Regions from separate parts of the Homo sapiens genome. Here region 1 is linked to region 2. A link is an interaction called in ENCODE POLR2A ChIA-PET data of the cell type or tissue named here. Cell type or tissue: GM12878. All regions are shown on one strand. Each heading gives the region's core, and the rest is flanking DNA. Links, peaks and the distances in the headings are about the cores only. Region 1 has its middle 96 kb from the start of RASSF10. Region 2 overlaps BMAL1 (basic helix-loop-helix ARNT like 1).

Region 1 (2,916 bases), core at 94-2,593, 210 kb after region 2:
GATTGAGCAGCTACTGTGCAGCAAGTACTGTGGCAGAAAATGAGGGTAAAATATGAGTAAGATGTAGTCTCTGCTGCACTCAGGGATCTCCCAGATTAGTGAGGGGAAGGGATAAGAAAAGAGATGCCAACATCAGTGATACCTACATCTATAACAAAGAGTACTCTAGAGGTACTAGGTACATGCCTAGAGATTTCCATTTATTTTTCACATAATACTGAAATTGACTCAGTACTGAATTTGACTTAAGTTATTTGCCCAAGGTCACATAGCTGGCTGACAGCGGAGCAGAAATGTGAACTTAGACTAGCCTGGCTCCAATTCTGTGCTCTGGACATCACCCCTGTGGCCTGTTCATAGCATGTCTTGATGCTTTTTCCCTGCCCTGCCCTTGCTGCAGAAACTCCTGACCTGCCTGCTACAAACATAGTTCCCTGGGACACCCCTACCCACAATGTGGAGAGCAGAGAGGCCTTGCTTGTGACAAGAGCTGATGTCCTTTAGCTTTTCCATGTCCCCTGCCTTTAGTGAGCCTAAAATCTAGGAGAAGAGGTCTGACACATGTGCATAAATAGCCATGTTATAGGAATGACAAGTCCGTGACATGGTCCACATTTCTTAGACAATGTCATCTGCCATCTCTCCTGTGCTCTGGTAGCACTTTTTTAATCCTTGACAGGTTCCATACATTGAATTGTACTTATGCACACTTTTCGGTTGTGAGGGCCTCCAGAGCTGTGACTGCGGTATAATTTTATACATCCTGTGTATTTCTCAAATCGAGTCTCTTCATTTCTCAGGCAGAGATTACCACCTTCATGTCTCTTGCCTTGGGTTATTGCCACAGCCTCCTAACAATTTCCTGCCTCAAATCTCTCCCTGGTTTTATCCACCCTTCAGAAAGTAGCCAGAGTGATCTTAAACCACAAAGCTTGAATCAATCCCTTGCTTAAAACCCTCAATGGCACAACATGCCTCTCAGAATGAAGCCAAGCTCTAAGACTGGAACTCCAGGTCCTCCAATGATATCTTGCACATTCTATACTTTGGCAACATTCTCTGGTCCAGCAGCAAGTGCTGCTTGTAGCCCTATTCCAATGCTCCTCAGCTCTGGGCACCTGCTCTTCCTCTACCTTCCGAAAATGCGCTTTCTCTCCACCTTCACAGAGCCACTGTTTACTCATTCATCATGGAGCCCCACTGCTGGACTTCTGAAGTGTGACCTATACTCATCATTTTATGACAAGCAGCTTCTGATGTGTCAATTTTGACCACTAGAGTGAGTTTCTAGGGGACAACCAGGGTGTCTTTTGCATCTGCATCTCTCCAGCATCTACCACAGTGTCTGCAAAATAATAATCACTCAGTAAATACTTGTTAAATGAATGAATGAGCAAGTGAATGATTAATTGTAAAGTACTAGGATGTATTAAGCACCAAATGAGCAGTACAGACAATAAGTGTGAGAGAAAGGAGGAAGTAGTCACTTCCAGTTGGGGTAGCCCCAGAAAGCTTCCCAGATAAGAATAAATGTATGCTAGGCCTTGCAGGATGAGATAACGTGTGCTGGCCCAGTGCCAACTAACAGTTGGCGTTGAATGAGGGTGAAACGAATCTGATCTGGCTGGATGGAAAAAAGTGGGGAGGACATTTTATGGGGACAGGTGGTGGGGACAAAGGCTTTTAGGTGGAAAAACACAAGGCAAGTTCAGGGAATAATCCAGAGACCAGCTGGATAGGAGCAAAGGATTAATAGTGGGGAAGACAGACAGGGAGGAAGAGGAAGTGGGGGACAAATGGTGGACAGTGCAAAGACGTGTGTGCATGGTGTGGGCTTTTGCACAGAGTGGTCAATAACTGAGAGCCACAGAGCTGCCTGCACCTGTCTTTTTCATCAAGGTTTAAATTTGAACTAGATTAAGAGAACCTCTGAACAATGCAAACAAAACACTCAAACAATGCCTTCCAGGGTCGTGGGATGGGGCGGAGTAGGAGAGGTACAGGATCAGGTCGTTATCTAATGTCTCTGTAGTGTGGAACAATAGGCCAAAATAACCCCAACAGGTTCTCATTTTTCTCTGCATCTCTAGTTTTGCCCGAATTAGAGAGCAGCTGAGTTGACCTAGGAAAAAAATCTACTTTGAGCAGGAAATGCAGTAGGGAGGAGAATGGGAAATTCTAAAATCATGCCAAGAGAGGAAATGGCCAGTGCTGGTTGGGCTGAGAAGAATGGGGCCCCTTGCCCTACTTCACTCCTGGTCTGCTCTTGGGAACAGCCTATATACAAGGTGCTTGACAGCACAGGATAGGGACAGAGGGGTACGTGTCATGTTGGCCACTCCTGGCTGTTTGGAGCCAACACTGATATTACACTGTGTCTGGAGAAGGAAAGCAGGCAATGAGGCTGGGCAACACACAGGAGAGCTCTGTCCCATCACCAACTCCACCTGCCTCCCATATCCATCTCAAAGGAGGCAGCACGCTGCAGCGAAGAAGAAACTGGGGAGGGAGTTCAGAGTCAGGAGCTTTAGCCTCCATCTCTGCCGTTTACTTGCCTTTTGGTATTGACCAGCCATTGATACTCTCCAAGACACTGGTCTTGTTTCTCTTCTATTGCTCTAATGAAGAAGGTGGGTTAGGGATCCTCCCAAATCTCAAGGTCTAAGACTCTCCCACCAGTTGGCTGTAATTTGGTTATCCAGCCTCAGCTTCCTATACTGGATTTCCATTCACCCTTTGCTCCAGTCACAGCAGAACATTCCCCGAACCTGCCCTGTATTTTCCTTCCTCTATTCCTTTGTTCACATGGCTTCCATCCAAACATCTCTTACTTTCTTTCTTTTTCTTTCTTTCTTTCTCTTTCTTTCTTTTTCTTTCTTCCTTTCTCTCTTCCTTCCTATCCTCCTCTCCTTCTTC
Region 2 (2,916 bases), core at 223-2,722:
TGGCCTGGGTATCAAGTCTACTCAGACTCATAAAAGTGAGGTTAGTGCTAAGAAGTCAACAAAGGGTAAACTGTTTGCAAATGCCAGATACCAGCTCAGAGCCAGAGAGGAGAGCTAGAGAAGGCAGAATTCAAAATTTCACATGCAGTTAGCAGGTGGTAAGCTGACCTGTCCTTCTAAGAAGAAGCCTTGAGATACAGCCTGGACCAAGAGTTCACAACTACCTGTGATCAGTTAAGGCCCCTGGCTGAGAATTTGCAGATCCTTCCCAAATGCTAAGGTTTCAAACCTTCGTAAACATGAGCCTAAATGTTAGCACTCCTGTGAGAAATCTATGAACAAAAGTGACCACCAGAAGTCTTGGACCATCACTTCCCTTTGCTTTCCTCATCTAGCTCAGTAAAGGAAACAGCCATGGGGTGTTGTAGGCAAAAACTTTGTCTCAGCCTCACAGCAGTCACTTGCCATCTCCCACTCCCCAGGTCTCTGGGGCCCAAGGCCTGGCACTCCCTGGCAGGGCCCCTTCAAATGCTGACCCAGCCTCAGTATTAATGGCTCAGCCCTTGGTGGGAAAGACAAGCCAGCCTGGCAGAGCTGTGGAAAAGGAAGCTGTGATTTGGCTGTAATTCTTCCAAAGGCTACCTGGCACAACTGATATCCTTAATAATTATTTAATAATTGTGTACAGTATTTAGGGAACTTTTTGTCACCTTGCAGGATGATAACCACCATCAAAGTCAAGATATAAAAATCATATAATTAAATCTACAGACATATATTCTGAATGCTTTTCTAAGATAAACGTGTAATTTTGATGGCATTATTTGTGAGGCTTTTAAGATTTACTTTCTTACACATGTGTAAGCAAAAACTAGATTAGCAAAGCCATAATGGGATGCTCCTAGGAAGAGCATGAATTGGTACAGCCTTTTTGGAGGGTAATTTGGCATTATGGATTCAAATTTTAAACAGCAAACCATTTAAACCAAAAGTCCTACTTCTATGTATCTATACCAAAGAAAATCTCAGGCAAAAGTTCACACGTGTGCACAAAAATTTCCACAGCAGCAATGACTGCAATGGCAAAAGGTCAGAAACAACCTGAGTGTCTATCAATACAAAACGAAATTTACTTAACATACAACCATAACATGGAGTACAACTTTTAAAAGTAACAAGTACATTTATCTGTACATATGGACTTGGAAAAATAACCATAATAATTGACAGCTGTAAAAAGAAAGTTGCAGAACACCATGCACAGGGACAGTCTATCTTTAGAAAACAAAAGGGAAAGTATCTATGTCGTGGTTGAGGGCAAAGGGTAGGGGTGGAGAGAAACAAGCAAATGCAAAAGTCCAGGAGTATAAGAAGCAAACTCTCAAAAGTGCTTATGTTTGGGGAATGGTTGGAAAAGGTTGGGGGAGGTCACAGAAGATTTTGTTGCTTATGTTAAAGCACTTCAGTGTTGTCTGAATTTATCACAAGTGTTTATTACTTTTGTGATGACAAAAACAAAAAAGTTTTTAAAAGCTCATAAAATAATAATTTAAAAAAATTTTGGTATTTGCAAGGGCCCCCCTCCCCTAGAGTGACCACCATTGGAAGCTAAGTCTCCTCTCCACCCTCCAGATGTGGCCACAGTGCTCAGAGTGCACTAGCTAGAAGGAGGCACAGACTCATCTGAGGAAAGACTCCAGAAGGCAATGGTCTCAAGTTCTGAGAAGCTCAAAACCCTTGCCTATTTCAACAAAGACTCTGCCAAAGGTCAACTATTTAATTATTTTATTCTGAAAAAAAAAAAAAAAAAAAAAAAAAACTAAGTGTCTTTTATTTTTCAAATTTACAACACCATAAATTGTTGAATTAAAGCAGTTCACTTGATTGCAACCCCCCTTCAATAGCAGCTATAGAAATTTATATCCTGCATTATTTAAAATTTTATGTTGCTATATAAGCCTTGCTGAACACTTTTTAAAAATTGTTAATGAGGAAATCCCACAGAGAGGAGAGAAGGTAATTCTATTAAATCCAAAAGAGCCTAAAATACTATTATAGCCATTTGGGCTATCATAAGAATGACAACTTAGCAAGTAAAATATCCTTCCTACCTATGGTCACAGTTGCTAGTGGAAATAATTCTAAACTGATACACAGTATCTAAGGGGTATTAGTTATATTAAGCAGAGACTACAAACTCTATTCCTACAGGGGCCAAGCAGGCCATGGAAAGGTACAGTGAGGCTGGGCCAGCCGGAGGCAGGCTGGAGAAACAAGCTCCCAGGGGAGGGACCACCACTCTTCCGCACTGCCACAAGGAAGACGGGCCCAGGCCCACTAGACCTTTGATTTTTTATGAAGAGCTGGAAATCTGGATTTTGATTCAAAAATCTACCCATTTTTAAATGTTGGCCACTAATTTAAACATCTTAAAACACTATGAGTGCTGAACAAAACACATCTGCAAGCCAGATGCAGCCAGGGGGTAGACAGTTTTCAACCTCTGCCTGAAAGTATCTACGTATTTTTTAAATGGCTAATTTGGCTCACTTTTATTTCAGAAAGATGGGAAGAGGCAGAGTAATGGCAGGGAATGGAGATAAAAAACAAAACAGTCAAGTAGTTGCTATTAAGAAAGTATTTCTAACATACTTGTGAAGACAATGGTAGCTGTTTGTATCAAATTCTAAGGAAATTGTTTATATTTATTTAGCTATACAAGGCACAAAACTTGGAGAGGGAGAATTTCTCAGGTCTAGAGTAAATAATAACTCAGTGCATTGCCCACAATTTACTGTCAATGAACCTCTAAGAACTTCTGTCAGGTATTGTTTACCATAACGATTTTAAACAATAGTGACCATTGAAATAATGGCTCTTCTTTGCCAGGTGCTGTCCAGGCATTTGGCACCCAGG

Evidence for each region. ChIA-PET counts read pairs that join two places held together with the same protein. Peaks named below come from ENCODE experiments on the same cell type or tissue, not always from the same donor. Only the 100,000 strongest peaks of a DNase experiment are listed, where the experiment ranks them.
Region 1: POLR2A ChIA-PET joins it to region 2 with 8 read pairs; 2 of 35 experiments call an interaction of 5 or more read pairs at or near these places.

Annotation. Positions count from the first base shown.
Region 1 is chr11:13,104,146-13,107,061 of GRCh38, reverse strand. No RefSeq gene overlaps it. Among named protein-coding and RNA genes, the nearest start is that of RASSF10, 96 kb to the right of the region's middle. In GM12878, for the core only: no CTCF peak of the experiment used is centred there; a DNase peak (open chromatin) is centred at 1,326.
Region 2 is chr11:13,317,448-13,320,363 of GRCh38, reverse strand. All of the region lies in intron 2 of BMAL1 (basic helix-loop-helix ARNT like 1), which reads right to left. Among named protein-coding and RNA genes, the nearest start is that of BMAL1, 41 kb to the right of the region's middle. In GM12878, for the core only: no CTCF peak of the experiment used is centred there; no DNase peak of the experiment used is centred there; H3K4me3 peaks cover 747 bases; H3K27ac peaks cover 1,408 bases.